2 separate regions of the Homo sapiens genome follow, and region 2 is linked to region 1. Evidence: chromatin contacts called from ENCODE Hi-C or POLR2A ChIA-PET data. All regions are on one chromosome and are shown on one strand. The core of a region is the stretch at or near the end of the contact, and the rest is flanking DNA. Distances in the headings are between cores, read along the strand shown.

Evidence for each region. Hi-C counts contacts between places; a loop is a spot of excess contacts on that map. ChIA-PET counts read pairs that join two places held with the same protein, here RNA polymerase II (POLR2A). Pooled maps may share reads with other maps.
Region 2: a map with no recorded cell type shows a loop between it and region 1 (2.6-fold over the local background). The contact joins two enhancer-like sites. A Hi-C loop is called at or near these places in 2 of 37 single-sample maps with no recorded cell type and 4 of 50 pooled maps. POLR2A ChIA-PET finds 5 or more read pairs at or near these places in 3 of 52 experiments (AG04449, Caco-2 and GM12878).

Annotation. Positions count from the first base shown.
Region 1 is chr2:19,536,367-19,540,299 of GRCh38, reverse strand. No RefSeq gene overlaps it. Among named protein-coding and RNA genes, the nearest start is that of LINC01808, 69 kb to the right of the region's middle. Within about 2 kb of position 1,784, at least 11 of the 41 ENCODE cell types and tissues checked have a DNase peak (open chromatin) inside an H3K27ac peak, as active enhancers do.
Region 2 is chr2:19,736,840-19,740,772 of GRCh38, reverse strand. No RefSeq gene overlaps it. Among named protein-coding and RNA genes, the nearest start is that of LINC00954, 130 kb to the left of the region's middle. Within about 2 kb of position 1,837, at least 7 of the 41 ENCODE cell types and tissues checked have a DNase peak (open chromatin) inside an H3K27ac peak, as active enhancers do.

The DNA of each region.
Region 1 (3,933 bases), core at 535-3,034:
AGGTACAAAATCTCTCCGGGCCTTGGTTTTCATATCTGGAAAATGGGGGTTTTGTTGTTGAATTAACAAATGTAAAATGGGCTCATAGTAGACACTTAAAAATGCAGTTCCCTGGACCCACTCTCATGTATTTTGAAGTAATCCATCTGCATCTCTCTGAGTGGCCTGTCCCCCTCACACATAGCTCTTTTCTCTTCCCACACTGGGTCTCATTTCACGTGCACAGCAGCCCACTAGGGAAGGCCCTGCTATGCCCAGCATCCGCCTTAGGTTCAGATGGGCTTCCTCTCTGCTCCTGAAGCATTTTGATCACTTTCAGCTTGTGTTCACCACAATATTTGCCTTTCTCCCCAGTTAGAACCTGGAGGAAAGAAACTGTGTTTTGTTCTTCCCAACTTTGTTCCCTTAAGGTTTAACATTCTGTCAGGCACATAGATGATGGTCAAAATAGTAAGTAAATGACTGAATAAAGAAATGACAAATGAATGAATGATGTACAGCCAGTTCACATTCTCAAAGAGTATGTGCCTTCACAAAAGTGAACTTGATCATAAGTTTTGAAAATGAACTCAGGACATACTAGATCAGCCCAAACTCAATTTACAATTCAAAGTTGCTGCTTCTAAGGTAGGATAACAACAATTACACATGACTAGTATTTATTGAACACTTACTATGTGCTAGGCACTATGCTAATCACTCTGCATATCTCCTGTCGTTAGTCCTTGCAAGCACTCATGACCCATGCATTTTTATTATTCCCACGTTACAGATTAATACACTGAAGCTTAGGGGGGTTAAATAGCCTTCCCAAAGTTGCACAGCTGCCAGTGGCTGAGCTAAGATTTGAACTGTGTCTTTCTGATTCACAGACCTGCGTTCTAGCTCCCTTGTCGCCCTGAGAAAAGACCAGTGAGTCCTGATGGATACCAGTAACATTGACAGCCGCAAAGGAGTTAATGTTTGTATATACGGCTTGTACTGTAGTCTTATAGTGAACAAAACTCACTGTTACATAGTTGCCTATGTGAGTTCCACTTCCCCTGATCCGTGGTCTGAAGCTCTACCACTTTTTTTCTCATTCTCACCCAAGAGGGGCAGCTGAAATGAAACCCACCGTCATCAACCAGGAACTGAACTCTCAAAAGAAATGAAGAATCCAGGGGCAACGGCAGTCTCGCTATTCATTAATGGGTTTATTGAGAACTCTCTTGACATTGAGCTGTAACTACAACATTTAAGAAAATCTCAAATTTGAAAATAAATAAGTTGGCTGACATACAGACATTTTACATATGAATTTAATAAAATCAATTTTTCTTTTTGAAATATTTGGTAATCTCTAAAATATATCAACTGCAACCCAGGAACATTGTATCCCAAGTTGTGATTCATGAAATGAAACGGAAATGTATTATGTAATTCAGTGGGGAGTGTCCAGCACAGAGCTCATTAGGGCTGTTGCTGGTGATGTGGACTGCAGTTTGGAAGCTCTGTGGTTTGGGCACGCTTCTCACAGTCCTTACCTCCCCTTCCTCCGTGGACATTTTAACCAAATATCGTCACCCTTTTAAAAATATCATTCTTGAGCATTTTGCCCACAGATGAGGATAATTCAGGGGAAGACGTAGGAAAAACTCTGAATTGTTTCCTATCTCCTCTTGCTTTACCATTAACCTATCTCGTAATGAGTCAGGCTCAGAACTGACTCATGGCCTTTCTATGTAGTTCCTGGATCCAGACCAGGCCTAGCCCATATATTGCACAGGTGGACACCATGGTGTCATCTGAGGTGAATGCAGCCCAGAGGAGAAAAAGGGACTTCCCCAGAATCATACGGTTCTTTAATGTCAGAGCCAGAACTGACTCTGAAATCTCTGGATTTTTTTTTTTTTTTTTCAGTTCATCGCACAGCCTGAACTTGTAGTAAAAGCATAGTTTTCCCTACATATGGTAATTTCCATGAAAACAAATAAAAAAGTGAGGAAAAAAGCACTGATCTGTAAAATACTTTTCTTTCAATCCTATCTGAGATTTTATGGCACTTCTTTGTTTAAAATTTTTTTTATTGAGATAAAATTTACGTTGCATAAGATTTGCCATTTTAGCTATTTCAGAATTTACGATTCAGTGGATTTTAGAACATTTATAATGGTGTACGGCCATCACCACTACCTAATTCTAGAATTTGTTTTACCCCAAAAGAAACCCTGTACCTGTAAAGTGTTCACTCCTCCTCTCCCTCTCCCCTGAAACCCTGGCAACCATTAATCTACGTTCTGTCTCTATGGATTTACTTATTTTGGATATTTTATATAAATGGAATCATACACTTTGTGGCCTTATGTGTCTGGCTTCTTTCAGTCTGGTCCTTGCTTGGTAGTGGTGAATTCTCTCAGCATTAGTTTGCCTGGAAAAGACTGTATCTTTCCTTCATTTATGAAATTTAGTTTCAGTGGATACAAAATTCTTGGCTGAGAATTGTTTTGTTTAAGGAGGCTAAAAATAGGACCCCACTCCCTTCTAGCTTGTAGGGTTTCTTCTGAGAAATCTGCTGTTAATCTGATAGGTTTTCCTTTATAGGTTACCTGATGCTTTTGCCTCATAGCTCTTCTTTCCTTTGTCTTGACTTTATATAACCCGATGACTATGTGCCTAGTTGATGATCTTTTTGCAATGAATTTCCCACGTGTTCTCTGAGCTTCTTGTACTTGGATATCTATATCTCTAGCAAGGTTGAGGAAGCTCTTCTTGATTATTCTCTCAAAGACATTTTCCAATCTTTTAGATTTCTCTTCTTTCTCGGGAAACCAATTATTCTTAGGTTTGGACGTTTAACATAGTACCAAACTTCTTGGAGGCTTTGTTCAGTTTCTAAAATTCTTTTTTTTCTTTGTTTTTGATGGATTAGGTTAATTCAAAAGCCTTGTCTTTGAGCTCTGAAGTTATTTCTTCTGCTTGTTCAATTCTATTGCTGAGACTTTCCAGTGCATTTTGCATTTCTCTAAGTGTGTCCTTGATTTTTCAGAAGTTGTGACTGTTTTCTATTTATGCTACCTACTTCACTGAAGAATTTTCTTTTCATATCCTGTATCATTATTTTGATTTCTTTAAGTTGGACTTCACCTTTTTCTGGTGCCTCCTTGATTAGCTTAATAATCAACCTTCTGAATTCTTTTTCTGGCAATTCAGAGATTTCATCTTGGTTTGGATCCATTGCTGGTGAGCTGGTATGGGAGTGTTAACGAACCTTGTTTTGTCATATTACCAGAATTGTTTTTCTGGTTCCTTCTTATTTGGGTAGACTGAGGGAAGATCAAAGGGAAGATCTGGGATTCAAGGGCTGTTGTTTAGATTATTTTGTCCCACGGGGTGCTTTAGTGATGTGGTGTTCTCTGCCTTCCCCTAGGAATGGGGTTTCCTGAGATCTGAACTGCAGTGATCGTTTTTGCTCTGTTGGGTCTAGCCACACAGCACAGCTACCGAGCTCTGGGCTGGTCTGGAAAGAGTCCTGTGATGTGACCCATTTTCAGGTCTTGCAGCTGTGGATACCAGCACCTGCTCTTGTGGGGGTAGCAGGGGAGTGAAGTGGACTCTGTGAGGGTTCTTGGTTTTGTTGTTTAGCGCGCTGGCTTTGTATTGGTTTGGCCTCCAGACAGGAGGTGGCAATTTCAAGAGTGTATCAGCTGCAGTCCTATAGGGAGGATGCAAACTTGCCCTAGAGACACCTGGGTTAAGTATTCAGGTTTCTTAGGCAGTGGGCAGGGCCATAGAGCTCCTAAGAGATTATGATCTTTGTCTCTGGCTACCAGAGTGGGTGGAGAAAGACCACCAGGTCGGGGCAGGGATAGGCATGTCTGAGCTCAGCTTCTCCTTGGGTGGGACTTGCTGCATGTGGGAAATGGGGGTGTGGTACCCAGTTCAATGGAGTTA
Region 2 (3,933 bases), core at 588-3,087, 200 kb before region 1:
TTCTTGAGGGTTTTAGCTTTTTCATTTAGGTTTGTAAAAAAATTGTTGAGTTATTTTTTGTGTATGGTATGAGGTGTGGGCCAAAGTTCAGTTTTTGTTGGGCAAACCCTATAGACAAGCATTTGCTGAGTGCCTCTTCTGCTACGAGAAGCAGGCTGATCCACCTGCATTTCCACGAGGGCGGTCTGAAGCCCAGGTGTCCTTGGCAACCTCTGTGTAAATTGAAAAACAATTTATCTGCCTTGTGGGAGTGCTTTCCTATGCAATAATTAATTAAGTAGTTGTTATAATTCGGTCGTGTATGGCCCAAAACGTAACTTTCAGTAATTTAAACGGGAGTGATCATCTCTTTGAGATCAAGGAAGGCTCCTTGGAGGAGGAGGTTCTTGAGATGGGCTTTGAGGAATGGGGAGGGCTTTAGTGCACTAAATGTAGGACATGAACTCAAATAAAATCAGTGGCTCCATGTCTGTGTCCCTCACGAAAGGAAAGGTGCTTAGTGGGGAGATCACACACATACACACACACACACACACACACACGTACGTATGTATCTATATATGTAGATCTATACACATATACCTATATCTCCAGTCTGTGTCTATATCTCATCTGTATCTAAATCTACTTCTAAGTCTAACTCTAGTTTATATCTATGTCACCAGAAATCCCTAGGCTTAGGAGTAACTTACAGACACAAACTTTCATGGAACTTGATGGCATGAGTTAGACAGGGCTGGGCATAGGACAGTTCTTCCGATCTGCTAGCAGATTTGTTGACACTGTTCTGGCCTAAGCAGCAGACTCATAGATTGGCACTGAGCAGGCCCTCAGTAATCATCCAAGCCAAGCCTATCATTACACAGACATAGAAATCGGGACCATAGAAGGGAAGGGACTTCTCCCCATGTTCTACAGTAGGTCATTGGCAGAGCTAGGGGCACAACTCACGTTCCCTGGTTGTGAGAACTGGGCTCTCACCATTTACAACGTCCCACTCTCTTAGAGCCGGGGAGCCTTTCATCCCTCTGCATGTCTGAGTTCCCTTGTTGCTCTTTGATGTTGTTACCATTTGTGAGTCCTCTGTGGATTAGAGAGGTTAACAGGGTATCAGCCTTGCTACTAGATTTGAACTTGTTAAGCCATCTGAGCTTCTTTCTTTTCTCCTTCTAATAACTCATGAGCCATTTAAGGACAGAGGCTGTGTTTTAGTGACCATGGCATCCCCACATTTAATGAACTGACAGCTTGAACCATACTCTACATGCTGTTCAAGTTCTGCCTCAACAGGGAAACTCTGAGGCCAACACGTCATTCCCAGGCCAGCTGGTAGCTCTGCCAAACACTCTTCTTAGGTTCAGCAACTCCTCCTCTTCTAGTGGCTTTGATGGGTTTTGTGTTTTTCTTGTTTTCTTTTTAAGAACCCATCCAGCCTCCAAAACAGCCCTAAGTCTGTGCTTTGTCACCAACGCAGATGCTGTACAACCTTGTAGCAAAATAGCCCCTTTGAGGCTTAAGAACACTGGGGGTTCTTGCCTACAGTGTAGACTCCACCAAAAAATAGTAAAGGGAAGCTTGCTTGTCCATGTATAGCACAGACATTTCACAAGCAGGGCAGTTGGTATTCAGGTACCAGTTGACTCTGATGAGATCTATAGAGGGGGGCCCCAGGTTCAGGAGAGACATGTTTGTTGGCTCGAGCCCTTGGGTCACGGCAAGGCTGGAGTCCTCTGGCTTCTCTTTTCGGTTTCCAGTGACACACGCCTTCGCTCCCCGTGCTGGAGTGTCCCCAGGGAACCCCAAGCATGATACTATTGCTCCATTATTGGCAGCAACTGCTCCTAATTCTGCTGGAACCATAGCTGTGAGATTCCCCACAACTAGCTTGCCCCGGAGGGGAAGGATCCGTCTGATCGTGCTGTTCTTCTTTTTGGAGGCTGAGTGTCCCTTGAAATCGGATTCCCTTTGTTTATTTTCTCATAGCCTTAGTGATGGGTTCCTGCTGACTTAGAGGGAAGCTATGTATCCTGTGGAGGAGGCCGTGAATAGCTGTTTTTTTAATCCAAATTTGGGGAAGCCTCCACGGCCCCTGAGCTCCCCTTGAAGCATGGGCAGAGCTCAGCTCCAGTTTATCACTGAAGGCTGCTTGCCACTGAGGAGGGCTCAGGACAGGAGGGCAAACCCTGAGCTTTGCCAGGCAACCTGAGCCTGGAAGCTGAGAACAGACCTGGGGCCTATACTATGGTTCCATGACTGGCCCTACGGAAGCCAGTTCGTGCTGTTCCCGTGTCGATGTTCAATTTAGTCTTTCTTTGTGTGCCTTGCCTTCTCAGTTCTTATCATTCAAACCTCACGGAGGCCTAACCCACGTCACTTCTAGAAAGTTTCTCCTACCTTTTCAGCAATAATACTGTCACCTTACTAGTGTCAGTCTTTTGCTGTCTCCCTACTTTGGCATCCAGCAGTATCTTCCGTTGGTTTTCCCCAGCTGACCTCTTACTTTTCTGGGATGAGTTAGCATTGTCTCTCCAGTGAGAGTGGAGCCTGGGCACAAGGACCATGCCTTATTCAGCCCTGACTCCCACAGGCATTTAGCACCCAAGGGAGCTTAAAGACAATTCAAGGGCCACCATAAAAGTTTCTGCTGCCTCCAGGTAGAACTAGTCACCCTCTCCTTTGTATCCCTAAAATTCTCTGCACAAATGTCTCTCTTAGCATCTGCACAATGGGACTCTTGTTTGTTTGCAGGTTTTTCTCCTAATAACTTAATGAGCCATTTGAAGATAGGGGCCATGTTTTAGTCACCTTAGTATCCTCATATTTAATGAACCAACAGCTTGGACTGTACTCCACAGCAAATAAACCACCCTGCTGCTGAAGATCCATTTTAATAGGGAATCTTTGAGGCTAAGAGATTATTTGTGTTACCAGACAAACTCTACTGGGTGGAATAGTAGGTAGCACAGAACTTGCTCTGCTGTCTATTAGGGACTGGCTGAGCTCTGCTCACCTTGGGAAGCATAAGGGAGTTTTGCAGGTGGAGCAGAAACAAAGGTACCTACTACAAGCTGCCTCGTGAACCTGCCAAGACTTCCATGTTTCACCTCACTGTCTGACTGCCTAGGCAGGAACACTGAAGCAGGACATGGATGTGAAGGTGCCCAACCTGGTATGTGACGCATAGTAGGTGCTTAAAGAATGCTGGTTCTCTTTGTCTCCATCTTGATAAGAAATCAAATGAGTGTATATGGCCATTGCCCACCATGGGTTATGACTTAGAATTGAGGAAAGAATAAAGCATTGTTCAGCTTAATAAATTACTCCAGGCTGGGCGCGGTGGCTCATGCCTGTAATCCCAGCACTTTGGGAGGTCGATGGGGGTGGATTACCTGAGGTCAGGAACCCGAGACCAGCCTGGCCAACATGGTGAAACCCCGTCTCTACTTAACTAAATATACAAAAATTAGGCATGGTGGCACACGCCTGTAATCCCAGCTACTCAGGAGGCTGAGGCACGAGAATTGCTTGAACCTGGAAGGCAGAGGTTGCAGTGAGATCACGCCATTGCACTCCAGCATGGGCGATGGAACAAAAAAATAAAAATAAAAAATAAATCCAATAATAGGGTTGTTAGGGTCTGAAATTCGAAAATTTTCTCTCCACTTGCAGCGCTCCACACTGCCTCTTCTGGTTTCTATGGCACTTGAGCCCCAGACACCCGTGCTTTGAGTGAGTCTTATTTCCCTATCTAGGCTGTGAGCTCCTGAGGGCTGAGAGGTCGACTTCTTCTGGGGTCATTGCTTGCTGATGACAAGTGTGGGATGTTACAGGATGGAGATCACTGGAGCTAATCTAATGAGCTATCTGGGATCCCCTAAGCTTCCCTTCCTGAGTTTCCATCACAGCCAGGGCCCCTGATGCAGCCCAGATGAT